2 separate regions of the Mus musculus genome follow, and region 2 is linked to region 1. A link is a loop called in an ENCODE intact Hi-C map of the cell type or tissue named here. Cell type or tissue: heart. All regions are shown on one strand.

Evidence for each region. Hi-C counts contacts between places; a loop is a spot of excess contacts. Peaks named below come from ENCODE experiments on the same cell type or tissue, not always from the same donor. Only the 100,000 strongest peaks of a DNase experiment are listed, where the experiment ranks them.
Region 2: it touches region 1 in a loop (1.8-fold over the local background); 1 of 42 quality-filtered maps calls a loop at or near these places.

What each region holds. Positions count from the first base shown.
Region 1 is chr9:46,118,583-46,121,082 of GRCm38, forward strand. All of the region lies in intron 1 of Sik3 (SIK family kinase 3), which reads left to right. Among named protein-coding and RNA genes, the nearest start is that of Gm46110, 40 kb to the left of the region's middle. In heart, a CTCF peak has its summit at 1,223 (motif pointing left); DNase peaks (open chromatin) are centred at 1,649 and 2,429; H3K27ac peaks cover 1,488 bases.
Region 2 is chr9:46,030,910-46,033,409 of GRCm38, forward strand. The region is part of intron 1 of Sik3 (SIK family kinase 3); the gene reads left to right. Among named protein-coding and RNA genes, the nearest start is that of Sik3, 19 kb to the left of the region's middle. In heart, no CTCF peak of the experiment used is centred here; a DNase peak (open chromatin) is centred at 1,462.

The DNA.
Region 1 (2,500 bases):
TATTTAACTTAATATCTAAACTCTTATTTCCACATGTAATCAATAGAAAGGTAGGATGGTGAGCTTACAGTCCTTTGGTAATACTAATGTGATAAATGGTATATATTTGTGTGCACTGTCTACATTCAAATGCTATGTAACCATATGTGGCTGGTGGCTACTGTGTACGATTAGACATATCTAGACCATTCGGTAATTCTAGAGGTGAGCTGAGAACAATCTAGAGGAGATAAAATTTGTTCTAGAAACAGGCCAAAAAATTGCCTTCATGTAAGAGAACACTCACCTCCCTAAGGTTTAAGGACACAGTGGAACTAGCAGAAGACATTTCAGTGAGAGGGGCCGCTTCTTTCCTTGAAGGATGCCCCCTTCTCCCGAGGAAAGAAGACAGACTGTGCTTTCCTCTGTTGGAGGTTTTTTTTTTTTTTTTTTTTTTTAAAGCTGTGTATTTGTCATAGTGTTTCACTGAAACCCCCACCAGGGGTTTTTGCTGGGAAACTGTGGTTGGTTTGATCTTAGAGTTGAATTTTCTCCTGGTGTCTTGGTTCTACCACCGTGTCTTTCCTCAGAATGTCGGGTCAGAATAAGCAGGAGAATGACTCCCTTTGGGGGAAGCAGCCACTAATTCTTCTTTCATCTTCCTTCTGTGTGTGCATCCCTGTGCTGCAGAATGGAGGCAAGGGTTAAAGCCACTGTGGTTTCAGAAGTGAGAACCCCCGAGAGCGAGGAGGGAAGTTCTGGCTTTGGCATGAGCCGAACTTAATTTCTTTCTTACCAGATGCCAATTTAAAAAGAATTCGTTGAAGGGAAGTGTCTTGCGGAGGGAAATTTTTAAGAACGTTCACAATCTGCATCTATTTAGCAGCCTATTTGATGTGATGCCATGTTTAATTAATGTTGGAGTGTCAGTTCACACAGTCATATTCTCTGCAAGGGAAGAGGATTCTGTGGAGAACAGACCAGGCTACAGGACTCACAGGATCCTGCGCTGTGTCCACTCCCTTCTTGTTAATAGTTTCCATGTGCTTGGGTGAGTGTGTGACTTACAGGTTTCCCTCTCCCATCTCTAACAACTTACTGGGGACCTGGGGAGATGGCTCACAAGTTAAGAGCACTGACTGCTCTTCCTGAGGACCTAGGTTCAGTTCCCAGCACCCACAGATTAGCTTACAACCATCTGTAACTCTCATCATGGAGGCTCCAACTCCCTCTTCTGGCCTCTGAGGGCATCAGGCATGCACATGGTCCACAGACATACATCCAGACAAAACATCCGTATCCCTAAAAATTAAAACATGCTCTTTGGAAGTTTGTCTAGTTACCTGCAGATTTACTTCTGCTATAGCATGATTAATTTTTAAAGGAGCCTATGTGTACTTTAAGCTACAGCTTTTATCATATAGTCTGCAGCTGTGAAAAAAACCCATGCTCAGTATGCTGTTCTCAAAATAATCCTGCCGCGTGCCAGCCCCTGCTCTGTGACTTCATCATTTCTTCTGTTGTTCCTCCTCCTGCTGTTTAGAACCCTCCCCTTTCCTGCTTACAGCTAGGGCTTGCCATTGTCTAGCGGTACTGCAGTGCTCTTTAGGACTGGGGCTCCTTAGTTGGGGGGAGGGGCAGGGACACGCACAGCCTCAGCTTGGGCCTTGCTGTGGTTTCCGCCCTGTGGTTCAGGATGACTGTCCTGAATGGAATTCATTTTCCCTCAGCTCTGTTCCTTCCATACTCGTTACACATCAGCTGGCAGCAGGCCAGGAGCTTCTCTGTGCTCCCACAAATTGTCAGCTACTTTACTTCTGGCCCCTGGCTTGCCCTTTGACAAAGGAATTGATGTTTTTGATTCAGAATTGTGTTGCTTAGTGAAGCCAGTCTAATCCATGCCATAGAATGCTCAAAGTTTAAGGCCACATTCTAGAAATATTGAAAGCATCAGTACCTATATTCAATAGAGCCTCCTCCCACCCCTGCCCCACTTATCTGTAGGTGATAATTTTCAAGACCCTGATGGGGGTTCCTGGAGCCATAAACAGTGGCACCCCCTTCTCCCTCACAAATAAAATAGATTAGCCGTGGACTGCAGTAACAGTTATGTGGATATGCTCTTTATCTTGACAGCCAACCAACTGTAGATCTTAGCAGCTCTAGCTCATGATTTCTCTTCCATTTCTATTGTTGGTTTCTTGAGGCAGAGTCTTGCCTTATAGCCCAGCTGGCCTCACACTTAGGATTTCTTGCATGAACCTCCCTAGTGTACAGGACTATAGGCATGCACCGTCATGCCAGCTCCCTTCTAATAAAGGCAAGAGGGTGAAGGAAGGAAGCCCCTCTCAACTTCCCCAGGACACCCCGGGACTGCGGAGTTACCAGCATGGCTGCTCTTGTACTTTGGGGTACTTGGATCAGTAAAACACAGGTCACCTGAACATGATCTGAGTGATGTTGAGCAGCGAGCCTGACTACTGAGTAATAGGGTAGCGAATATGGCATGGGTGTGCTGTGT
Region 2 (2,500 bases), 88 kb before region 1:
CTTATGTGTATGTATGTGTGAAGGTGTCTGATCCCTAAGAACTGGAGTTACAGATAATTGTGAGCTGCCATGTGTGTGCTGGGAATTGAACCCAGATGCTCTGGAAGAGCAGCCAGTGCTCTTAAGCACTGGGCCTCTCTCTCTCCAGCTTCCTCAGTTTGTAATGGGAGGGGAGCAGGAAGAGCATCAGGATAGTTGAGTTGGTGCTGGGTTACCTACAGAGAAGGGAGTGGAAGGCCATCAGCCTGACAGTGTTAAGGAGGGAGGGGGTGACGTGGCCGATGCTGTAGTGCCAGCAGGCAGAGCGCTGCGGATTCAAGAGTTCCAGTTCCTCCTGGCTATATAGTGAGACCGTTGAACCTTTTCACCCTCCTTAAAGAGGTTGCAGGAGTTCAGTTTAGTGACCTTGATTTCTCACCTTGGGCCTGGCATGTCACCTTCGTGTGATAAGTAGTACTGCAGTTACATACTGGGTAGCTTCTTGTGGAGTTTAGGAAACTGCTGAAAAAAAAAAATCACAGTTTCTGTACCGTGGCCTCTTTATCTCTGTAAAACATTAGACATTCCTAAACTATGAACTAGAGCATTCTCTTGGACTCCACTAATGTCTTTCTCCTGCACAGCCAACTTCAGGGTTCCCTTAGAGACCTTTAGTGAAGTCTGGAGAAGAGAGCCATTGGAAGCGCCATGCTTTTTGTGATTCCATTCTTGTTTTCGTTTTGATTGGAAAGTTCTAGAGTGCTTCCATGAAGTTCCATTAATTCTAAAAAACGAAAAACAACCAACCAACCCCCCCCCCAAGCTCTTATATTTACAAGTATAGTTTTGCATTTCTCCTTTTCTTTAAAACAACAGAGGTTCTGATGAACCTTCAGACTTGCCTTAGTAAACCTAACCTTGGATTTCAGAATTACTAAAGGAGAAAAATAAATCAAGTAGGTTTGTTTGGGACCCTTGGTCTCCACCCTGCAGTTAAGTGCCACTGAAAATAACCCTGGAATAAAGAGTTTTTTATGTGGCAAGTCTTCCTTCTTGAGTTTTCTCTGGGCAGAGAACGGGCTCCTTTTCTTGCAGATGTTCGTTTTTCTCAATGCTCGTCTTAACGGAGAGGCTTTGCACCTCAGTGAGCAGTGCGTCAGGAGAAGTTAGCTGGCTCCTGTTGATTTGTTGCCCCGAGATTTACTGTGCTTGCAAAGCACCTGTCCGCACTGGAGTTATGCTGCCTGGCCGGCCGGCCGGCCGGCTTTTACACTTGGTTCCAGGAGAGGCAGCTACCTGTTGGAACACAAGAGAAAGAGAAAGAGGAGCCAGCAAATCTCTATCTGCTTTCACAGAAGAGGCTTTCCAATTAGAAAGCTTTCGTAGGCTTAACCTTCTTGCCCTAAAGTAACCCAGTGTTTCATTATGGATTCTGCTGAGGTTTTGGGGCTCAGTGCCAGGAGGGAGAGGACTAAGAAGGAATGTGAAGGGAACATTCAGAGGATGGAGCCCAGCGTCCACAAAGTGCTGCTTCATAGACTTGCTCCAAAAATAACGTGCTCACCGTAGGGGAGCCAGAAGAGAGGTGCGGTCGCTGCACTTTTGGGCAGTGTCAGGGGCTGGGGTGTTGCTCCAGTGTGATTAGAGCTATGTTTCAGATGATGTCATTTAAAATTTTATGTTTGGAGAACATTGTCTTTGGAAATTAAGGGGGAGAAAAAGGTCTATTTGGTTTTATTTTATTTGTATAAGTGTTTGTATGTCTGTGCATCCACTTGCATTCTGTTGCCTATCGGAGACGAGAAGAGGTTGTCTGATGCTCTGAATCTGCAGTTAGAGGTGGCTGTGAGCCATCATGTGGATGCTAGGACCTGAACTGTGGTCCTCCGAAAGTGCAGCTGGTGCTCTTAACTACTAAGCAGGTTTTTTAATCCCTGCCTCTGGAAATGTTATTTACCCCCATGCAAAAGCTATTCAGCAAAGTTTAGAGGACTATCCTTCCAGATTGGAGGAAGTTCATCTCTCCGAACAGGGGCAGTGCTCTGCATGGTAGTCACTTAATCCTTGAAGTTCAGGTTAAGAGCTTGCTTCGATCTTGTAGGCCTTGAGCGATTAGGATTTGATTTAGAAAAGTTAGCATTGGATGTAACCGCTCCATGCCCTGAAGGTAGGAAGTGTTATAGTTCAGAGGCCCCTTCTAAGTAAGCTTAGAGTTATAAATAACATTGAGTGTGGAAATGCCTTGCACACAGACTCATAATTAGCAAGTCAGGAAGTTTGACTAGAAGGAATAAATTAACCTCAGTTGCTGATGGAGTGAGATCATGGAGGGAGCATAGCTGTTAAGTGTCATGTTCAAGCTGGCCCAGGAAGTGACTTGTCAGACTTGCTGGCCACCTCATGCTGCCTTGGCCTATCGGCATTTAGTATGTAGTAGAAGAAATGATGTTGCTTCACCATTTATAGAAAATAAGGGTTCCAAGTGGCAGTGGCTGAGAGAAGCCCTCCAGGTTGCCTCCCA